2 separate regions of the Homo sapiens genome follow, and region 2 is linked to region 1. The links are chromatin loops, found by intact Hi-C in ENCODE. Cell type or tissue: IMR-90. All regions are shown on one strand. Each heading gives the region's core, and the rest is flanking DNA. Links, peaks and the distances in the headings are about the cores only.

The links. Peaks named below come from ENCODE experiments on the same cell type or tissue, not always from the same donor. Only the 100,000 strongest peaks of a DNase experiment are listed, where the experiment ranks them.
Region 2: a loop joins it to region 1, with 3 times the contacts of the local background. A loop is called at or near these places in 4 of 110 quality-filtered maps.

The regions. Positions count from the first base shown.
Region 1 is chr15:80,543,785-80,555,685 of GRCh38, reverse strand. ARNT2 (aryl hydrocarbon receptor nuclear translocator 2) reads right to left here. Exons shown (of 19, transcript NM_014862.4): 9 at 4,411-4,487; 10 at 2,912-3,046; 11 at 547-621. ARNT2-AS3 (ARNT2 antisense RNA 3) reads left to right here. Exons shown (of 3, transcript NR_120363.1): 3 at 1-1,077. Among named protein-coding and RNA genes, the nearest start is that of ARNT2-AS3, 13 kb to the left of the region's middle. In IMR-90, for the core only: no CTCF peak of the experiment used is centred there; DNase peaks (open chromatin) are centred at 4,615, 5,195 and 6,315; H3K4me3 peaks cover 718 bases; H3K27ac peaks cover 3,991 bases.
Region 2 is chr15:80,479,261-80,491,161 of GRCh38, reverse strand. All of the region lies in intron 5 of ARNT2 (aryl hydrocarbon receptor nuclear translocator 2), which reads right to left. It overlaps LOC124903537 (a long non-coding RNA gene), which reads right to left and starts at 11,217. Exons shown (of 2, transcript XR_007064731.1): 1 at 3,288-11,217; 2 at 1-2,596. RefSeq lists enhancers at 9,439-10,357, 10,358-11,277. In IMR-90, for the core only: no CTCF peak of the experiment used is centred there; DNase peaks (open chromatin) are centred at 6,601, 8,261 and 9,991; H3K4me3 peaks cover 97 bases; H3K27ac peaks cover 7,319 bases.

The DNA of each region.
Region 1 (11,901 bases), core at 1,526-9,525:
CACTTACCTTTAAATGACTGAGGAGAGAATCCATGTTCTTCAGCATGGGTTAAGAGGCCTTTCATAACTTGGCTGTACCAGGCTCATTCTATCACCACTGCCCACCTCCTCCAAGTCAGCCAGTGTCACTCCAGCCACTAGGAACTGCTTAGGATTCTCCCTTTTGCATCTCTAGGGCTGCCCCTTCAGTCTAGAATGTTCACTCATTTATTCTATGCTCATCCTTTAAGACCCATCCCAGTTATTCTCTCCCCTGGAACAATTCCTGCCTCTTCCCCATGCAGTTAACCTCTCCAGCCTCTGTGCTCTGCAATGTTTTTCTTCATGACCCTTTAGAGTTCTCCTCCTATTACATAGTACTTATTTACTGATGTGTGTCTGTCTTCCCTACTAGACTGTGAGTGACTTCCTAGCAGGGGCCCTGAGTGAGGCCATAGGTAGGACCTTGCAGCCTGCCTGGCACATAGTAGGACTAATGTCCTGCCAGCCACATCCACAGGTGCCCAGACTATGCATCAGCTTTAAGTGGGTACTGGCAGTATGTACCTGCTGGAAGCTCTCACGCAGATGGCTTTGATCCTCAGGGTGGCAGAATTCCAAAATGTCCTTTCCCAGAAGATCCTAAATAAAAGAGACAAGCTTTAATAATCCCAGATCCATTTGTAATTATTTGTATACTCACTGTGATACAACAGTGTTCATTTCCATCTCCTTTAACTCATCTCCTTTAGCCTGTCCCACCCCAGATTTTTTGAAAAAGTGAGTGCAAAATTTCCCTGGGAGCCGTCAGAGAACTGGCTTCTTGGTATTCACTCTAAGTTCTTCTGGCATGCTCAATATCCATTTCTAATTTTGCTAAGGCACTACATCAGTAGCTTCAGAATGCAATTTTATTTTTGTTTGTCTTGGAGAGGCAAACTGCAATAAACATACTTTAATAACATAAAAAGAAAGCAAAATGATAGCCTGAGGACAGATGTGTTGCTTATGAAAACTGGAATTGTTTAAATGTGGAAATTGTAGCTCTCCTGTGGCTGAAAAAATGAGGTTATCATAAAATAACTGTACTTGTTAAAAGCCTGTTTACTATCTATTTATCATCATTAGTCTATGCTACATTCAAAGGACATAGCATTAGCCCAAAACAAAAGTGTGTTTCACAATGAAACTGATCAGAATAAGATAAACTGTTAACGGATAACTTCAAAAGTGTTGTAGTAAAGTGGTCCAGTTAAAAGTGTATTTTTTAAAATTTATTTTATGTTTTTTATTTTTTGAGATGGAGTTTCACTCTTGTCCCCCAGGCTGGAGTGCAATGGCGCGATCTCAGCTCACTGCAACCTCCGCCTCCTGGGTTCAAGCAATTCTCCTGCCTCAGCCTCCCGAGTAGCTGGGATTACAAGCACCCGCCACCATGCCCAGCTAATTTTTGTATTTTCAGTAGAGACAGGGTTTCACCATGTTGGTCAGGCTGGTCTCTAACTCCTGACCTCAAGTGATCCACCTGCCTTGGCCCCCCAAAGTGCTAGAATTACAGGCATGAGCCACCATGCCTGGCCAGGAAGTGTCTTAAACAGCAAAAGATTTAAACTAACTCATAGATCGCAATCCAAATCAGCAAATGGTCTAAGTGAATGCTGACACTGGCAATGGAGGGGAAGTCCTATCTGTGTGCCAAGGAGCAACTGGATGCCCCTGGGAGGTGCCACTAGATAAATGGGTCTGGCTGCCATCAGAGGTTGGGGTGAATTTGGAAACAAATCAATTTCTCCCTTTATTTCATCCAAGAATCTCGAGGTTTATATGAATCTAGAGATGCAGAATTATATGCAGAGTCCTAATAGTTCTAGTTTGAACTGCTTCTAGTCCTAAAATACACATCATTAAAATACTCATATCTACATATCCCAAACGTAGTTGCTCAGAATAAATATTTTTTCTTTTATAAAAAAGCTTTTTATTTTTAAATAAATTTAAATCTACAGAAAAGTTGATAGTACAATAAACTGCTATATATCCTTTATGTATATTCAATAATTATCAATATGTTATCACATTTGCATTTTTTTCTTCATATATGTGTATATATTCATACATATGCATGTATATACTTAATATACTTAATTTCTTACTGAACCATTTGAAATTGAGTTGTGGACATCATGGTACTTCTCAAAGTATTTTAGCATGTATCTCATAAAAATGAGATTATCTTACAAAACGACAATGTGCTATCATGTGCTATACTAAACCTAAGAAAATCAATAATTATTCAATGACATCACCCAATATTCTGTACATATTAACATTTCAATTGTCTCCTAAATGTCTTTTCTATCAATATGTCTTGAGGCCCAGGACACAATTAAGGCCCTTATGTGGCATATTATTATTTTATCTCTTTGGTCTATTTTAATCTGGGACAACTGCTCCTGCCTTTTTGTTTCTTATGACATTGACTTTTCAAAAAAGAGTCTAGAACACAGACCTAAAGACGTGCCACCTATACAAAAAAAGGTTTCCAAATGCACTTGAGAAACAAGAGGTTAGGCAAAATTAGGTAGGCATCTTTACCAGGATTTGCAGGGTCTTCCACATTAATGAGCTTTGTAATGAATATTAATAAGAGATCCCCTATTAATAGAACATCTTAATTCCAGTTTGTGAAAAATCAACTAGAGAAACATAACAGTGAGGGCAAAGAAGAAAGAGTCCATGTTAAGTGGCACAAGTGTTTACAACGTCTTTTCTTGCCTTGGAAGGATATCTATCGTTCTATCTAGGCAGGGTATATGGGTCTTTATGATGTTTCTCCACATGGCCATTGTGTTGTATCTCAAATGAAGTAAGAATGTTTTAAAAACAATTAAATCTCTAGTCAATTGCCATAGGCTCAAAACTATCTACTCACCTGGGGTTGGTAGCCAATCACACTGATACATCTTGGATCCACAAATGTGATGATTCCATCGGAGTTATGCCGGGATAAGAACTCTGTGGGCACCGACATCCCATTCATGTCCATGCATACAGGAGAGCTGGTCACCTGGGATGGGGAAAATCCACAGTTGAGGTGGTGTTGACAGAGACGAGATGGAGATGGTGACAGAGATGAGAAGAATAATCCATGTGCATTTCACTTCAAAGATCCTTCCATGTCATTTAGTACGATGACCCTAAAGTGTTCAAATATCTATCCCTGGTCACATCTTTAACTGTAACAGTTGGCCACTTTCTTTACATTTCTGAACTTCAGTTGCCTTATCAACCAATGGGAATAATAAAACCTATAATCTCACAGGGCATTTGTGAGCCTTAAAAGGGATATTGCATGTTAAACCTTGGCATTTGCTCAAGTTGGTGCTCAATAAATGTTAATCCCCTTCTCTTCCCCCACCTTCCCTTTACTAAGGATGGCAAACGAGCCTAAGGAACTAGTTAAAATACTTGGAGCATATATATTTGTGAACTGAATTTACCCAAATATTCTTTCTTCACCCATGTGCAAGCAATACCCATACATGGATGAAATTACCTATTCATTTGTCTGAAAATGGTCAGAACTAGGAAACCAGGGATTAGTGTATCTGAACCAGGTCTAGTATGTCTCTCCTCTTCAGCATGGGGAAGACCCTCAATGTCCTAGGGAGAATGAACAGTCCAGTTGAATGAGTGGTTACTGTGTGTGCCAGACATTGAGCAAATTTAACCTTCACACAATAAAAGACACGTTCCCTGGCCTTGAGGAGCTTGCGGGGATGAGCATGCACTCAACTTACTACCTGCAACAGACAGTGAAAGAAGAGTAACTGAGGGTAGAGCTCAGTGCTATGAGAATAGGGAGGAGAGAAGGATTGATTTAGACTAAGATCAGGGAGACATTTTAGTTGGGTCTTGAAAGATGAGCAGATAAGGAGGATAAGGAACATTGAAAGGAGAAGAAGGAGAACAAGGAAATACCAGGCAGAAGAAACAGCCTGTGAACACCCGTAGAGGTGGGGGTTTATAGAAAGGGGAATGGTGCTGTGTGGGAATAAGATGTGAGAGAGGAAGAAGGCAAGGAGATAAAGTTGTAATGATGAGCTTGGACTTCATCCCATAGACTCTGGGGAAACAGTCAAGGGGGTTAAGCAGGGATGTGATGTGAGCAGAACGCAAGTTTGTGGCAACCAGCACAAGCATGGGGGATGAACTGATGCAACCCCTCAATTCAGTAAGAACTCTGCTTACAGCTCACAGTCCCCTTCTCTTCTAGATTTGGCCTCAGCCTTGTCCCACAGAGTGAGACACGAAACCCAACAAATACCAAGAACACAGGTGATCAGAATAGGCAGCCAAACCGACAGTCTTCTGCACTTTGTGGCAATAAGCCTTCATTTAAGATTAAAAAGGCTACGAATTTTTTCTTACCTGGAGTCTCCCAATTGCCACGAGGCAATATTTACTGCCTTGTCCCACATCAGCGTCTTCTTCAGGTATGGTCATTCCTGAAATGGGAAATACCTGTGTCATCAACAATATGCCCAAGGTGAATGGGAAAGAAGAAAAGTGTCCACGATTTTATTTAAGCAATCGAAAATACAGTGAGTGTTGGCCATGCAGGGCTGGGAAGCCAGCCAATGAATTAACCAGTTCCTCACTCAGTTCCTGCTTCTCTCTGCCTGATGTCTTTTGATAATTTTATGGTACATTATCATCTCCATCTGTGGATGATGCAGAGGAAATTAAGGAAGATGAAATGGAAATAGTTATTCTGTACACTTGTACAACTTGGACAAAACATTTATTTAGGATATTTCAGTAAGAAGCCAATATGGGTCTTTCAGCTTATGTAAATATCTCTCTTATCTGCTGACAAAGAATGAAACAAAGACCATCTGAGGCAAAAGAAACACAAGTAAAAACCACTGAAGCTGGTTACTAACTTGTCAGGCAAGGGAGCACAACCAGTGTTTCCCCTTGTAGGGGGAAGTCAGGGTTGTTTAAGGGCTAGAAAGGAGACACTGGTGATGGTTATGCTAAGCACTGAAAACTAGTGCTCCAGATAGAAAGGAACTGGTTAAAACAATCCTCACTCTTCACAGGGGTTAGAAAACAGTCTTCTGTTTGGTCCAATGTGGGTCTGGTATCTGGGGTCCTTCACAGTGCAAGGTTCTTAAACATCTGCAGTTGGTTAGAACTGTCGTAGTGAAAACAAGCATTCCTTTTTGATACCTCATAGGCAAGTGCTGTTAAGTAGAACATTTCCTTTTACACTGCATGACACTTAACGCAAATATTTCCACACTGGGTCGGACCAAGGGTTCACAGTGATAGAGTCACACAAGTACAGTGACAGCCCCTCACTCCAGACATTGATAAGAGCACGTTAAATATCACTATGGTTTTGTGAGCCGGAGAAATGTCACTCTCACTACACTACATTCTGTCTTCTTTCCATCCTTGTTCCATTCACCCTCTGTAGGTGACCAGTCTCTTTCATTTCTGGTTTATCCTTACTGCATTTCTTTTGCACAAATGTGCAGATACATGTACACTTTCTCATGTCCTCTTCTTTCTTCTATGAAGAGCTGTTTACTGTAGACACTCTTGGGCTTTGCTTACTTCACTGAACACTATGTCCTGGAATTCACTCCATATTCATTCATACAGCTCTTCCTCAATTCTTTTTTATAACTGCACACTGCTTCATCTTATTGATGTGCCATGATTTATTCAACCACTAAATACTGGACGTTTAGGTGTTTCCAATATTTTGCAATGAGAAACAATGCTGCAATGAATAACCTTGTGCATATGTGTTTTATTATCATCAGAAGTGCGTTTTCGGAGTGGATCCCTAGAAGTGGGATTGCTGGGTCAAAAGGTAAGTGCATATGTAGTTTTGTTTTGCCAAACTTTCCTCCAGAAGGGTTGCACCAATTTGCATTCCCACCAGGAATGTATAGGAGGTCTGCTTCCCCAGAGTCTTGGCCAACAGAATGTGCTGTCACATTATTTAATGTTTGTCAGTCTGACAGGTGAGAAGTGATTTCTTAGTGTTGTCCTAATTTGCATTTCTCTAATTATGAGTGAGTTTGAACATTACTTTTTATGTTTGAGGATCATTTTTTATATCTTGTTTTTTAGTGAATTGTCTGCTTCTGTCTCTTTCCCATTTTTCTATTTGGATCTTTTGCCTGTCCATTTTTAAGAGTTCCCTGTATTTGGGATATTAAATCCTTGCGGTATATGTTATGAATATGTTCTTCCAGATGGTCCCCTGTCTTTTGACTTTGTGGTGATTTAAAAATTTCAAAAATTTTATGTGGTAAGATTTATCAACCTTTTTTTACCTCTGGAGTCTGAGTCATAGTTAGAAAGCTATTTCTTACACAAAGCTTAAGGAAAAATTCACTCTTGTTTTCCTCTGATACTTTTATGGTTTTATTTTTCACATTTAGATCCCTAATCCATTCAGAGTTATTCTTTTGGGAGTTTTGGGATATTAATCTAATTTTATCTTTCTCTAAATAGCTATCCAGTTGCCCCATCAACATTTTCTTAAATTGCAGTGATTTGAGATGCCAACTTTATCATATAATTTCCATACATGTTTGGGTCTAATTTTGGACTGTCTCTTCTATTGCACTGCCCAATTGTCTATTCAGGCACTAGTACCATACTATTTTAATTATAGAGGCTTTATTGTATGTTTTAATGTCTGGTAGGACTATTCGTTGTATTTTTTCTTGGCTATTCTTGAAGGTATGTTTTTCCACAGGAACTTTGATAGTACCAACTTATCTGACTCCATAAAATAGCTTGATAATATTTTTATTAGGATTGCATTGAATTTGTAAATTAACTTCAGGAGAACTGACATCTCCTGAAGTTACAATGTTGAGTTATCCTCCCAAGAACAAAGGATGTTTTCTCATTTGTTTAAACCTACTTTTGTGTCTTTCAGGACTGTTTTCAAATTTTCCTCATATATACTTGTACTTTGTGTACTCATTAAAATTATTCCTAAGTATTTAATCCTGTTTTTACTATTGTAAATGTGGCTTTCTCTACCATTATAGCCTCTGTTTATTGTTTATGTATATGAAGGCTATTGATTTTCATATATTAACCTGAATTATTTGTTTCCGTTTTATCACTGATTCACTAGGCTTTTCCAGGTGTAATATTATATAATCTGAAAACAGAGACAGTTTTCCTTTTTCTTTGTGCATTCTTTTGCCTCTAATTTCTCTTGTTTAGTTGTATGGGATAATATGTCTATTATAATTGTGAATAGTAGTAGAGATAGTGGGCATTATTGCCTTGTTTCTGATCTTAGTGGAAATGTCTCAGGGCTTTCTCCATTAAATATCACCTTTTGGACTAAGATATAACATGCACGCACACACATTTATCATATTAAGTAATTATCCCTCAATTATTGTTTAGCATTTTTGCAAATCTCTTTAATGCCTTGGTTAATAATGGACAGCTGGATTCTAATATCTGCTCTGCACTCAATCTGCTACAATATGTTGTTTTAGTTGAGGCATATGAAGAAAATATGGCCTCACACAGATATGGAAAAGAGAGAAAAAGGGGAAGCTTTTTCAGAATACTGAGTATATTCTCCTTTGGTATTTTTCCAAATCTTGACAAGTGTTAGTTTCTTAAAGGCTAATTGTAATATAAAATCCAAAACTATATGAATGAATTTTTCATACTGTCATATTGTAATATTCAATACAATATTAAAATAGGCTAGTTTGTCTAACACTTTAGATAGATCTTTTACCCATCACATAATTTTACATACTATGTATTGGTCATTTGGAAAATACTAGTTCACCGTATTATACAGACCTTCTAAATGTTGACACATTGCATTATACAACATTAAAAAAAACTGCACTTGTTAATACCACCATGTATCTCATCAGAAACATCTCTAGATACTGGTCAAAATTATGGTGACAGATACAAGCTTTCCAAAACTCAAATTTTTATTAGAAAATCTGAATTTTACCACTGACAACAAATACTGTCAATTGTTTTCCTTGAAGTGACAAGTTCAATTTTTTTTGAGAAAATATCTGCTAAATACATAAGTTATAATAACCACCATTTGTTTGTTAGTCATTCTTTCAAGCAAAAACTATGTTCCATGGAAAAAACACCTAGTTCAGCTCACAGCCCAAAGGAAGCATACATGCTTTCCCCTGACACAATCCCTGTGCTTTGGTATGCTGCAGAAGTTGCTTTATGCAAGTTTTCCATCCGGGGCTTAATACAACTCATAATTTTTACTGCCTCTTCAGGGACATTCTTAAGTGAAGCCGGCATTTAAACATTTTTAAATTATTTTTTAATTGCAAGTGTGTAGTGATAAAGAATACAATGACCACCAGGACAGCTTGGTATCACTGCTTTGATTCACGCTAAGGCCCAGCAAGTTTACCCACCAATGCTTTTTACGCCATCAGCGCAAATGTTGACACACAGAAAGCAGCAAATAACATCTCAGTGTTATTATGAGAATAGTTTTAACTTTGTGTGCCCTTGAAGACGTTTCAGGGACTCCCAGGGTCCATGGACCACACCTTGATAACTGTTGCTGCTCTATGCATTGCCATTCCCCAGAGTTTTATACCTCATCTTGTCTCTTTTTATATCATTTTTCCATTGCCTCTATTTCTTTCTTTCCGTTTATTGTTTTGTTTTGTTTGGTTTTTTTTTTTGAGATGGAGTTTCACTCTGTCGCCCAGGCTGGAGTGCAATGGCGTGATCTCGGCTCACTGCAACTTCCACCTCCCGAGTTCAAGCGATTCTCCTGCCTCAGCCTCCTGAGTAGCTGGGATTACAGGCGCCTGCCACCGCACATGGCTAATTTTTGTATTTTTAGTAGAGACGGGGTTTCACCATCTTGGCCAGGCTGGTCTTGAACTCCTGGCCTCATGATCCACCTGCCTCAGCCTCCCAAGGTGCTGGGATTATAGGCATGAGCCACCGCGCCCAGCCATTGCCTCTATTTCTAACCATACATTTATGAGACCCAAGACTATGTCTCTAGTCGAGATGTTCCTTTGCAGTTCCAGATCTTGCCTTCACTTACCTACTGAAAATGTCTACCTCAGTCTCACAGGTCTTTCAAAATCGTGCCCAAATCTCTCTACCAAAACATCCTCCTCTTTCTGCTCTCCATGGAAAAGACCACTAGTGACATACATCATTTACATTCTCTCCTTCCATGCTAAGGAACCTTGATTTATTCAGAGCGGCAATGTGCCTGCTCCATTAGAGTTAGAGGTGTTCAACTGACATGGCTCTGGCCTATCAGATGGATGCAGAAGTCATGAGCATGGCTTTTGGGAACACTCCTTTCCATATGAAACATAGATATGACCGGGGAGTGCTAGCAGCCATCTCGAAAGGCAGGAAAGCCAGGGTCACACAATAACGATTGTGGAGTGAAAGCTGAGAGAAGGAGTCCTTGCTTACATCACAGAATCATTGTACTAACTCTAGATTGTCTACCTTTGGATATAAAATAGATTTATTTAAGGCCCTGATATTTGGGATTTTCTGTTATACGCAGCAAAACTCAATCACTTACTGGTATACATTCTAATCTCTATTAGAAGCAGCACTACCAGCAGTAACATCTGTCACTTAATTAGACTGACCAGCAGCCAAACCTACGTCTTACTTGAAAGAAATCCTCCTTTATGAGTGATCATGGTGGAAGACGGTATACTAGCTTCCACTCTGGAAGTCAAAGAAGCTAGATTTTACCTCCCTGTATCCTTCCGGGGTGAAGGGATGGTTCAAATTCATCAGCAGAACAAAGCACAGTGTCCTGAGCAGGCTGCTGCTACTAACAGATATTCCCTGGGCTTCATGCTTCTTTAACCCATGGAAGCTGCCTAGGTTTCTGTTCATTTTCCAAAGCTGGCCCCCTTTGAATGATGGGACTCATTAACATTTATCTAAGAATTCTCTTTTTGCTAATGACATCTAGAGTTGTCTTCTGTTATGTATTAGTGACTGCATATCTCAGGTTAGAAATCTTAGCATCATCCTGCACTATTCCTTCCTCTCACCAGTTGCATATCAATGGACACCAAACCTGTCTGCTTCGACTTCAGTTAGCTCTCCAATCATCTCCTCTCTACCCTGTCGTCTATATCACTCCTAGAAGTTGGCCACACCATTCCTCTGCAGGGAATAAACACAAATCAAAAGTCTTCATTCCAGCACACATGGCTTTTCATGACATTTACCATGTACCTACAGTTCCTCCAAACACCAAATACCAGTCAGGACTCACATGAACAGCACACATGTGCCTTTAAGGATGTCCAGTTTCTTGCCCCTCAGGAATTTAAAGAGCCCTGCCCTCTTTCAAGAGGACCAGGTGATTCTAGAATGATGAGTTGGGCTGGGCAGCAGCACACTCAGCTGACTAAAGAGCTAGCTCTGAAAGCACAGAAATAACTTACAGTAGGAGCCCCAAAGCAATAAGGAAGAAGGTGTTCTCCTGCTCAGTAGATGGACAAGGGTTACTGCCCCAAGGTCTGAGATGAAGGAAGATAGGATTCCACATGGCAATGGAGTTTCAGGGTAGGAGGTGTCCTTAGAAGACACTGAGCCCAACACCCTCATGAGACTTCAATCCCATGTCCATCTATTGCTGCTTGAACTCCTCCAGTGGTGGGGTGGTCACTATAGCCCCAGACAACTCAGTCTATCTATCTCCTTGAAGATTTCGCCTGCTGGTCCTGGACTTGCCCTTAGAGTCATACATTCTTCTGCTGTGTAGCCCTTTAGACAAGTGAAGAATATGACTGAGTTTCTGAGTCTTTTCCGTTCTGGGACAAACATCCTTCCATCATTTAAACTGTTCTTCCTACAAAAATAGTTTGCCTCTCTATATTCTTGTCACATTTCTGAATATGTTTCTGATTGCCTCTATTTCCCTAAAATGTGCCCACAGTACTTTAGGTGTGATCATTACAGAGGCCTTTCACATCCTCTGGTCTGTAAGCCTGGCTTACTGATAATAAATGAAGTGCATTCAGGAAGCAAGGTGTGAGTTATGCTGACAGTTCCCCATAACCAGAGCAACTTTTATTTAGTCGTTGCTTTTTAAATCACAATGGAGTTATGCTTCCAGCCAAGATGAAATAACAGATCAGATTTACCTTCTTGTCAGAAACAAACACACACAAACAAAGAAAAAAACAAAACAAATGCAAGAAATGATGGTTTAGAAGACACTAGATATCAGGCAATGAACAAGAGCAATCCCTGAGAAATGGGTAACAAATACGACAAGCCTGGTGACTGCCCCTAGCTCACAGCCTTAAGAGAGTTTTCAAGCCAGCAACTTAAATTTCACAATGTCTAGCATCAAATAAAAAATTACCAGGCATGAAACAAAGCTGGAAAATACAACCCATAATGAAGGAAAACAGACCAAGCTGCCAAAACATGACGCAGAACTGACACAGATTTTAGAATTAGCAAACAAACACATTAACACAGTTATTATAACTGCATACTAACAGTTAAGTAGAGCTGTGGAAGAAGCAAAAGGACCCAAAGCAAACTTCTGGAGATGAAAGCTACAATGTCTGACATTTTAAAAATGTACTAGATGGGGCTGGGTGTGGTGGCTCACACCTGTAATCCCAGCACTTTGGGAGGCTGAAGTGGGCAGATCACTTGAGGTCAGGAGTTTGAGACCAGCCTGACCAACATGGTGAAACCCCGTTTCTACTAAAAATACAAAAATTAGCCGGGCATGGTGGCACGTGCCTGTAATCCCAGCTACTCAGGAGGCTGAGGCAGGAGAATCACTTGAACGTGGGAGGCGGAGATTGCAGTGAGCCGAGATCAGGCCAATGTACAACAAAG
Region 2 (11,901 bases), core at 2,211-10,210, 65 kb after region 1:
CTTCCCCAGAGCCACCAATACCTTCCCTGCCCCAGAGCCTTTTCACATGCTATGCTATTCCCATGGCTGGGAAAGTTCTTGACCTCACTCCCCCTACCACCTCACAAATTGCTAATTCCCATTCATGTCCTTCCATTTTCAGCTTTATAGTCATTTCCTCAGAGGCCTTTCCCTGCTCCACTCTCCCCACCACCTCTAACGTGTAAATTAGGGTCCCCTGCCCCTGTCCCATAGCCTCCTGTTCTTTTTCTTTAGAACATGCCACCAATTTGACTCTATATTCATTATATAACTGCCTGTTTGTCCATTTCCTGGGGTAAAGCTCCATGATGCATGGTGACCACAGTTTCATGCATTGCTGCATCTTCCGTTTCTAGTGCAGTGACTTGTGCTGATAACTATCTGTTGACTTAAACTAAGATATGCAATTTGCCTCCCATAAAGAGGTTTCCCCTTCATCTGTGAAGACCTGGTGGCCAAGCCCTAGTTGCTGGCCTCAGTCTTGGGCCAGGCTGTGGGCAGCCCCGAGGGGAGACGGGACTGTGGGGCGGGGTCTGCATCCACATGGAGGGGCTCTTTGCATTGTCAGGTTATTTTGGGTAAACCTCAGCTGCTCTGGTGGCCAGCCTGCAGCCAGCTCCACCAACAGGCTTTCTTCCGTGGGCTTCAGTAGACACTGCGGATGTCCCGCCCAGATACCCTGGATCTCACGCACCAATTTGACTGCTGGGTCCTCTCCTAGCTGCTGCAGGTTCTTCAGCTGATGGCTCACACCTGCATCTTCTCCAGAGCCTTCTCCTTGAAGCCGCCTGGACTGAAGTTATCTAGGAGTTACACCCACCCCTCAAGGCCTGCGACCAGTGACTTATTTGCCTCAAAGAGGGACTGCAAAACCCCACACCCTTGCCTCAAAGAGGGACTGACTCTGTGCAACTTACTCTCCCAGGCTTTGTCCCTGCAGATCAGGTTGAAGCTAGACTCCCCAGAATCACATCTTTGCCTGGCTTCTCTTCTGACCTGTCCTGACCTATCCAGCTTCTCTCTCTCACCACTTTCTCCTGGGAGTGCTTACAAAAGTGTGTGCACGAATCCCTGACTAGGTAGGGACTGAGAATACCTCCCAAGACAAAGCTGCCTACGGTTGGGGGAAAAAAAAAGATGACAAGCATTTACTGAGTACCCAGACCACGCCAGGCACTGTCTTGGGCACCATCCTCACACCAACACTGATGAGGAACTGGAGGCTCAGGGAGGATCCCTGTACCCTGTCCAAGATCACCCAACTGGTCAGCGGGGAAACGAAGACTCAAACCCAGGCAGAAAGTCCATGCTCTTAACCCCCCACCATGGCTGTCGGTGAGTCCACCCATCTGCCAATTCCCAGCCCTAGCAAGCAATGTGGGCTGTGCTAAGACGATGGCAAGGGTTACTGGGGATAACTTCAAACTGAGTACAAGTGCACTGTTCCAGTGTAGAAAGGGCTATCTTCTGAGGTGGCCAGCTCTGCCACTGCAGGTGTTCAAAAAGAAGCCAGTGGCCACTTCACAGGCCTATTATGGAGAGAGCTGTAGAACTGAGAGAAGAGTCAGCCTGTGTGACCCTCATGATGCCGAGCTCTTGTGAGTTCAGGTCCTTAGAACGTGTGCGCTCAGCTCAAGGTTAAAGAGTGGCATTGTAAATAGCTCATTGCAGAGTAATTTATGTCATCACCCAAAAGGAGAAAACTGAAAGCCATCTATCAGATCACTGCCTGAGCAAATGACTGTCCAGGGAGGCTTTGCGTTGGAGTAGAAGAAAAGAATCTACAAAAATAAAGGGAAAACTGGATGCAGATGTTTTCCTCAATTAGCTTCTACTAAAAAAGCAATAAACAGGAAAGATCAGTGCTATACGTGCACTTTTATTTAGCCATGTGGCATGAGTCATGACATTTCAGAGGGAAATGTGTCTGTCTTTGGTGAAGCTAAAGGAAACTATTTTATTTTCTTTATCACACTGGAGTTTTTGCAACAAAGCTATTTTTAACCAAAGTATTACAAAATATGACTATCACGTGAGATGATTACTGAAATCTAAATCATACCAGCAAGAAGCAATGATTCAATTCGTCTTTTCAAACATCCCAAAGTAACTCAAAGTAATTATATCTGCCTAAAAAAATACTACTTCTAGGTTATTTCTGTTGTAGTTTCCTGTTATAGAAGGAAGAAAAAAGTATTTGTCGATTGGCTTCCTGAACATCAAAGTTAGGATAAAAGATACTTCATTAGGAAATCAAGACTCTTTCAAAGAGGACTTAGAATGCTAAGTGCTGCACATTTTTCAGTTGTGTTGATGACTACATTTTTAACATTTTGGTTTTCGGTGGTAGTAAATTAAGAAACTATCTTCCTGAAATTTATCTCCTAGATAAAGGACAAATTAGGTTGTATTATTTTATTTTATTTTATTTATGCGTGGGGTTTGTTGGCAGGGGTCGCATTGGGGAGCAGTAGTTGGTCCACACTGGAATCATCAGGGTAGCTTTTGAAAGACAGATGTCTGAACTTCACTATGGTACAGTCGAGTTCACAGAAATGGAGTGGAGTCCTGGCATCTGAATTTTTAAAAGAATCAACAGAATTCTGATGCACAATGAGATTGAGAACCACTGTTTTAAGAGCTGGGAATTTTAAAAACTTATGTACAAAGCTGTAATAAATGTTCTTCAGGCGTCACTTGGGTATGCCTTGTTTCAAGAAAAGCCATAATACGAAAATGAGAATGTAGGAACTTTAGGAGGTGACTTTTAGCATTACAAAGAAGCACACCAGTGTTACATGGTTAAATCTCTGCATGAATTTAAAGCAAGATTTAGCATTCTCAAGTCGATTCACATACATTTTTGGTGGGATAGAAAATATGTATGTTGAACCACTGAAGAGAACTTTCACCGCCTACTCCCTCTTTATCCAGGACAGAGATGCACTGTTATTGGGAGTTGGGAAAGGCCTGGATCCTGCAGACCACCTCTCCCTGCTTCTCAAACCCAACTTCCTGATTCCCAACAGCCCAGCTCAGGCAGAGGCTGGAGAGCTCCCTCTACTACAGAATCTTGTTTAGAGGGAAGCGGCTTGTTCTCTAATGCCAAAAGGGAGAACCTAGTTGGATGTGTACATAAAATGCACATAAGGTTCACAGTGAGGGCTGTTCTACTTGTATCCCTGGCAGCCTCCCTGATTCCCTGTAAGCCCTGTGCTGGGGAGGCTGTGTCCTCTCCGTTATTTCTCTTACAAAGAAATATTTACCATGCATGGAAAATCCAGTCATTCAGTGACATTACTGGGCAAGCCTCCTCTTCCGGTCTTGCAATGCCCAGGTTGGCTTCTGTTTTAGATCCCTTCCCTAAGAAGTTGTTGCCATGAACAAAGCATGGGAGGTCTGCATACCTAGAAGACAAGGTCCAGAAGACGAAGGAGACTGGTGAGGGGCAGGTGCCCTGGTCTGGTTTCAGGGTCCGATTATAAAGGAAGCTTCTGGAAATGTAGGCACAATGGTCAAGTACCAGCTATCTAAGTCCAACATCTGGAAACTGAGCCCGTACCTTGCAGGCTGTCAGAGCCAGGCCTGAGCGGGCCAGGTGTCAGTCACAGACTATGTCCTGAGCTGGGGGCCAAACTTCTCAACTCCTGGATGTGCATGGCTTGTTCCCCACTCAGACATTCTGGCCCATCTCCCTGCACCCTCTCCTGCATCAGTTCCTGGACTTGACCCCTCCACGCGCCCCATCTGAACCCACCCTCAGTGTGGCGACCTGCCACTGCTCTCAGCAAAAACAGCCCTGACCTCGGCTCTGGATTGTGCCCAGCTCTGCTGCTGTGCGCATGGACAACATGAAGGGGCAGGTCTGACCCAAGGCACGGGGAGGTGGGCAGGACTCAGGCATGAGAGGATGAATCAGGTCAGGACAAAGGCAGGCGAAGAGAGATGGAAGCCCGGGCTCAGGGCTGGGTGGTATGAGAAGCAGGGAGAAGTACAGCAAGGGGCAGCCTGGAGGAATTCAACTGCCTGCCTGGGTCTGCACGGCGACTGAATTCCAAGCCCTGCCATATCAGGGAGGTGTGGAGAGGAAGAGGGGGAAGTGCTGCTCTGTCCCACCTAGGGTAGCTTCAGCCTACTCCAGATGGATGAGTGGTGAGCATCAGTAGCCCCATCTGGAAGGAAATGAAGAGGAATAGAGCAGGAAAGTGAAGCAGAGGAATCGATACAGCAAGGCTCAACCTGTAACCACGTTCACATCTGAATGGGCTCCATGCCTACATGGTGGGGCAAATCAAATCCCACACCACCCACAGCCTAGAAGACCATTCCTAGGGCTGTACCTCTGCTGACTCACTGCATAGGTGATTAGCAATTATAAAAAATTAACACCAGTGAGTATTCCTATCCCCCAGCAGGGCACAATGAGCACATTCTGCATTGCACCCAAGTTGATCTACAAAAATAGGCTTGTGGGTCCAAAGGGATCCATCAGTGAATGCATAAACATCAAAGGAAGCAGTGGATTTTGTGGCTTGACTCAACACGACAAGTCAGGGATGCTGAGGAGGTGCCTCCTGTCCTCCCCGCAGTTAAACTTGCTTCTAGTAGAAGAGATCTGACAATGAGAAGAGGCACCAACGAGGCCACCAATGACCCTGGATATCAGCTTTTTTAAAACACTATTTGGGTAAAGGACTAGAGTGAGTGGATCAACTCCCCTTGTTGGTTTCACTGCCTACATATCTGGTGAAGTTAACCACTTCCCTCCATCTCCACTGTTACAATCTATACTGGGTTTTACAGTGTCTCCAACCACCCCCTGCCCAAAATTCATGTCCACTCAGAACTTGCATATGTGACCTTATTTGGAAAGAAAGTCTTTGTAGATAGAATCAAGTTAAAATGAGGTCATACCAGATTAAGGTGGGCCCTAATCCAACAGACTGGTATTCTTAGAAGAGGGAAATTTGGACCCAGAGACACAAAGGGAAAATGCCACCTTATGATGGAGACAGAGATTGGACCGATGTGTCTACAAGGAATGGCAAGGACTGTCAGCTACCACCAGAGCTAGGAGACAGCCATGGAACAGGTTCTTCCTCACAGCCTCCAGAAATAACTGACCTGGCTGCTGACACCTTGATTTTGGACTTCTGACCTCCAGAACGGCAAGATAACACATTCCCATTGTTTTAAGCTGCCCAGTTTGTAGTAATGTACTACGGCAGCCAGAGGAAACTATACTCCTCCCCAACCCAAGCCTGCATCAGCCCTCGCATAGATAACTCTAGCATCCTCCTAACCTTGAATACCCCAAACCTGTCTGGTTGTCCTATGACATGTTCTCCACTCTGTCACCAGAGTGAGCATCTCACATCTAACATGGTTCATGGGCCTCTACTGGTTAAAATCCTCAGTGGCCTGCAATTGGTCTTGGAGTCAGCATCCCCTCTCCCCACGCTTCACCATCTCCTCACCTGGCTGCCTTCTGCTTCCTTATTAGATCTCACCAGGCATCAGTCACTCACAGGGGCATTCTCCAACCTGCCCAGACATGTCCCATTCTGTATTGTTTGTTCTTGTTGCCCTCCTGGCCTTTTCCTCCACAACACCTACCACAGTGTGTTAGATGTGATTATCTCTTTGGTGTCTCTTTTCCCCACTGAACTGTAAACTCCACAAGAGCCAGGCCACATGGGTTTTATTCATCACTAGATCCCCAGCACTTAGTACAGTGTCTTGCACCAAGTTAGTTAGTACTCACTAAATACATGCTGGATGAATGGATGAATGAATAGAACAAAGAGAAAGAAAAAAGTAAGTGCCTCTTTTCTTCCCTCTCCTCTACCTGAGCCTGCAATGGGGATTCTCAAGCACATGTCACACTTTTGTAAAGGGGCAAAACTAACAAAGATCAGGGCCTACCCATCTTCCCTTGTCAACAGTACCAAAATCCTAAGACACATTTTAGAGAGCTAAGAAGACAAATAAAGCAGGGCAAGATGGAAAGTTTGGGAAACCACTGATCTATAGTAGTGTTTAAATGGAATTTGCAGTTATTAAAACAAATGAATGAACTCTCTACAATTCCCAAACACTATCATTAATACTATCCCATATGTCATTGAATGCCTGCTTCAAAGCAGTTTTGTAGGAGATGCGTTATTGTTTGCATTTACAAGCGAGAAAACTGAGGCTCAGGGAGGTTAAGTCATTCACCCAAGGTAAAGGCCATGGACTGTAACTGTCACCAGGTTCATCTGACTCCAAGTACAGGGATTCTTCCACTCCCCCGCTGCCTCCCTACACCCCTATGCACCGCCCCCCATCCCCACCACCACTCCTCAGCACACACGGCTGGTGGAGCTCACTGTGTGCAGGGAGGCCAGCCTTCCAGCCAGAGTCAGCAACGTGTGCAAAAGCACCACTCTGACTCCTTTATCTGCTGTGACACAAGAGTGATAATGAACCCAACAGCCTGGGCTGGAAATCTGTCCAGATTCATGGAATATCTTTCAACATAAAATATGAGAAAAAAACACAAACAGTTCAGCAGCATCAGCCATGCTATGCATGTAGCGAAGCAAAACAGGCAGGTTGTATAAATATTTAACAACGAGAAAGAACTGAACTGGCTCCAAAGAAACATCTGGGATAACAGATCTAAGGAGGCTGAGGTTTCTAGTGGGAAAGTCACTGTGAAGATACAAAAAACAACCAGCCAGCAATTCTCAGATTTCATTCTCACGTGCATTTATCAAGCACCTCTGGCAACTTACCCCCAAATGCTTTGTTTTTAAGTGTTTACTTACACAACTGGGCAATTTTCAAGGGGCCTAAGTCAAATAAACATGCTTTTCTTGCCATAAAAATGCTTTATTTCTATTTTGAACAACAGAAACTCAATAACAGTGTTAATAGTTGAGTCGAGATCAAATCAAGTTGTTTTTTTTTTTTTGCCACATTTATATATGTTACCTAATATAGCAAGAAATGGACTGCTGAATGTGTTCAGGATTAAGATTCTGGCATTAGTCCAAAGACTAAGTTTGGGCATTCCAAAGAAAATAAGCTATATATTTGAAAGTACAGTTTTTATGAAGTTACCTTCATGACTGACACTTGGAAATGGACCATCTTTTTCCAGAACTGATACCCCAGGGGTGGACTGCATAATTCACAGGACCCCTGTGGGATCAATTATCTGCCTGACATTCTTCCACTGAAGGACTCAACCACATGGCTGAACTCAACAGTCTGTCCTTGCCCTCTTTTGCAAAGTGTCAGGAAGAAGGCCCAGCTGCCTTGGGTAGGCTGAGGCTGCATGTTGACAACTGGCAGCTATTTTCCCAGGCACACACGTTCCAGGAGGTGCACGCTGACTCTTGCAGCATCATGTATAACTGGCTTTCTTCCTGCTCTAGTCTGGGTCCTTCCAGGGTGACAGGATGAGCATGCTACCAGCTCCTCGCTCTCCTGTTCCACAGTGGAGGATGCCGCCTGCTGAACCTGCAAACTTGGTGCGGACCCTGGTGGAGAGCAGAGGATGTATGGGCTTGTGCGGTGAGGTTCCTAAGGCTGCTACACAGGCTGCTCTGCTGCCATACACATTTCCCCTGCCTAGTCAGCCTCTGCCCTAGATAGCAAGCATAGAGGGGACAGCAAACCCCCAGAGCTACACTTCTAGCTGCTCCCCACCAAGGCCTGGTCGCCTGAGAGCTGTACAAACACAAGTAGGGCAGTTGAGTCACTCAGGCAGATCCCATCACTTCATGCCAGTCCCAGATGCCAAAGGATGCCCTCGACCCAGGTTGCTGCAAGCAGCCCCCAGCACAATCACTATTTGCTAAATTCTTTAGTTCAGCAGTTCTCAAACTAAAATGTGCATCGAAGTATATAAGTTCCTCGGGAATCCTATTAAAATGTACATCCTGATTCAGTAGGCCTGGGATGGGAGCTGCAATTCTGCATCTCTAAGAAGCTCCCTGCACTTCATGGATGCAAGTGCAGTGTACCCATGAAACACACTTAACAGATTTTACCAGGGTTTACCTTCCAAGTAAACTCAAATAAACATGTGCATGGAGTTCTATAATAAGACATTTCACAAAGTCATAGATTCCCCAACTTTCTGAGGAGTAAAGCTAAACTCAGAGATCAAAGAGCTTGGCAAAGCCAAGAATAACAGTGGACTCAATCCAGATAACTTGATATGAAGTCCCAGGATGGTTTCACCAAGTCAGTTGTTCTCAAACTTTAACATGCATCACGATGACTTGAAAGGTAGGTGAAAATACAGATCTCTGGGCCTCCAGAGCTTCTGATTCAGTGGGGAAGAATCTGCATTTCTAACAAGTTCACAAGTGATGCTCATGCATCTGGCCTAAGGACTACACTTTGAGAAGTGCTCCACTAGACTACACAGGATCCTAGAGACCCCTGCATCCGAGCCTCAGTCTCAGAGCTTTGATGCCATTCACCACTCATATGCCCAAACCCCACTAAACGCTGTTCTGGCTCCTGGTGCCCCAGGGATATTGGGTCACGCCAAGGCTTTTTTGTCTCTAGATGCCCCAAAGGCAATAAGCTTCTTTGGCATTGACTACGAGCTCTACTTTGTAGCAGCTGTTTGGCCTCAGGTGTGTGGCCCTGAGAACTTCTCAGTAACTTCAAGCCTCATGCTCCTGACCTGTGAAATGGGGCCGATAATCCCCATGCATAGGACCTTGATGAGCCCCAGACAACAAATGGTTCTCAACCCTTCCTGTGCATCAAAATCACCTGGGAAGGTTTAACAAAACGCCAGTGCCCAGCTCCCTTCCCCAATCCTGGGCAAGTGTATTTATCAAATCTACCCAGGTGATTGATGCTAATGTGCAGCTAGGGTTGATATCCACTGAAATAGGTAAACGTGCTAGAAACATGCAAGATGGCCCACTGCGGTGGCTCATGCCTATAATCCTGGCACTTTGGGAGGCTGAGATGGGAGGACTGTTTAAGTCCAGGAGTGTGAGACCAGCCTAGGCAAGATGGCAAGACCTCATCTCTACAAAAAAATTAAAAAATTAGCTGAGTGCAGTGACACCCACCTGTAGTCTCACCTACTTGGGAAGCTGAGGTGGGAGAAATGCTTGGGACCCTCCTAGGCTCAAGAGAGGCTGCAGCAAGCTATGACTGTGCTACTGCACTCGAGCCTGGGTGACAGAGCAAGACCTTGTCTCTACAAAAAAAATTTAAAAATGAGCCAGGCATGATGGTGTACACCTGTAGTCCCAGCTACATGGGAGGATGAGGCTGAAGGACTGCTTGAGGCCAGAAGTTTGAGAACAACCTAGGCAATGTAGTGAGACCCTATATCTAAAAAAGTAAAAGAATTCATTACAGCTATTAATATTTCACTGTTATGGTATTTATTTATTTGTTTATTTGAGACAGGGTCTCGCTCTGTCACCCAGGCTCGAGTGTAGAGGCACAATCATGGCTCACTGCAACCTGGACCTCTTGGGCTCAAGCGATCCTCCCACTTCAGCCTCCTGAGTAGCTGCAGCTACAGGTGCATGACTCCACACCCAGCTAATTTTTTTAAATTTTTTTGTAGAAGTAAGGTCTTGCTATGATACTCCGGCTGGTCTCAAAATCCTGGACACAAGCAGTCCTCCTGCCTTAGCCTCCCAAAGTGCTGGGAGTACAGGTGTGAGCCACCCACCCAGCTGTGATGGTTTAATGAGAAGAATAAATGCAACATGCACCGAGTGTCCCACAGACGTCCTCTCTCCCAGGCAGGGAGACTCTTCAGTGAATGCACCATCTTTAAACTCTCATGGAAATGCAGCCTGATGAAAGGTATATGAGCAGAGCTGCAGAGCTGGCTGAAAATGGCTCCCCGGTGAGCTGTTCTCGTGAGCTGCTATCTGTGCCCAGACCACAGCCTAGCCAAATCCTGTGATCCAAGGCTGAAAATATCTCTGGATTTCCATGAAGCTCTCAGGGAGATAGGAAAGCTTAATCACAGCTGATTGGGACATGTGAATCATGCACAGGAACTTTCCAGCCAGATCCCTTGGGGACCAACCTGGCTCAGGCTCTCTACAAATTATCACAAAGAATCCCGGCTGGAATAGTTGGCAAATGGGGGTCCATTCATTCAACAACAGCTGGGGATTCCTGCATATAGGAGATAGGGGAAGGAGAGGCTGATCGCAAGGTAAGCTGCATCCCACATAACCTTTCTACAGCCATGCAAGGCAGGTATTTGTTGAATGGATGAATAAATGAATAAACTAAGTAGTGGTCAGAGAAAGAAAGAAAGAGGGAAGGAGGAAGGAGGGGAGAGAGAGAGAAGAAAGGAAGCAAAGAAGGCAGGCAGGCAGGCAGGCAGGAAGGATGGGGAGAGGAAGGGAGGGAGGGAGGAATTTGGCCTTTGCTTGCACCCTCTTCTGCTGTTGGACAGCTCTATTTTGAAGCTATTTTCTACACTGAACCAAAATGCTGACCCAATTCTCTGAATGCAGGAAGAGTCCAGCAGAAACAGAGCCATGGAAGTATGATGCAGGGGAAACAGGCCAAATCGACCTTGTCTTGAAGAGTCCGTGGGTTATGCTTGTGCACATCCACTTTCCAGCCAGGACAGCCAGGCGGTCCCCACCCAGGGCAGTGCTTGAGGTCACCCACAAGGCGCCTCCAGTTCTGCTCACCAGGATCAAGGTTCTCCAGAGTTCAACAGCCACAGGAGGGAACCTGGGAAAGGCCACCGGAAGGCACAAAGAATCTGCTCACTCCATGCTCCCTTGGGCGGCCCCTGCTGAGCTGCTTCTGCTGCTCCCTGCTTGCTCTCTGAACCCCACCTCTTGGGCATATCCAGTTACAGTCACAGGCTCTGCTATCACCTGGAATGCCCTGGGCCTCTCCTCAGCTCCTCTCCTTCCCTGCAGAGAGCTGGGGCTTAGGCCACTCAGATATCCAGGATCATTAATTCTGTGGCCCCTCCCTGACACCACTCCCATCTGATCCTGGCACCTCCATGCTCCATCTTCTTCTCAGAATCCTGTAACCCAAACATCCCAGCATTCCTGGTGAGAGGAAAAGGCACTTTCATTCTGCAGAACACTCGTCCTTCCCCATAAGGAGCTCCTCCAATACCACCGAGGCCAGCTCTCCTGAGCCAGCCAGTGCCTGCCTGCCCACTTGTCTCTTCTTTCTTTTAGTGACAGACAGCACCTGATTTCCTCCAAGAGGGAATCTTCTCTTTCTGAATCCAAGTGCCTTGGGTGGTGAGGTAGGTGGACCTCACATCTTAGCTCAGAGTCTCCCTGGCCATCAGGATCAGCCAACAGCAGGGCAGGTAGACCAAAATGAGCCAAGAGAGCCGGGCCCAGGATGTTTGCGGCAACCACTGGAGGAAGGCACCCTGTTTCTGCTGAGCCTTCAGAATAGGTCCTCTTGGGTTTTTCACCAGTCCCCCTCCTCCAATCTGCCTCCATTTCATACATTGGTGGATGAGGCCTTGAACAAAAGAGTAGAATCAGAGCTGGAAGGAGCCTTAGAAACTTCCTGGGTCAAGATGAGGGGAATGAGGGTTAGAGAAGAAAGGAACTTGCCAAGATCACAAAGTGAAAACCAGAACAAAAGCAGGGAGCTCCCAACTCCCTTTCCAGCACTTTTCCACTAGCAGTGTCATTGTTGTATGGTAAGGCTTCACCCATTCTCTCTCCATGTGGATAAATTCCAGTTTTATTCGCAGACAAGTCAGATCATGACAAGTCACATCACTCCATGATGTTTCTAAGGAGACTGTATATAACCTTTCACCCACTCTTTGTCACCACCTCTCCAGCTAGGAAAAAATTTAATTCAACAAAGAACTCCACCATCACCCTCACC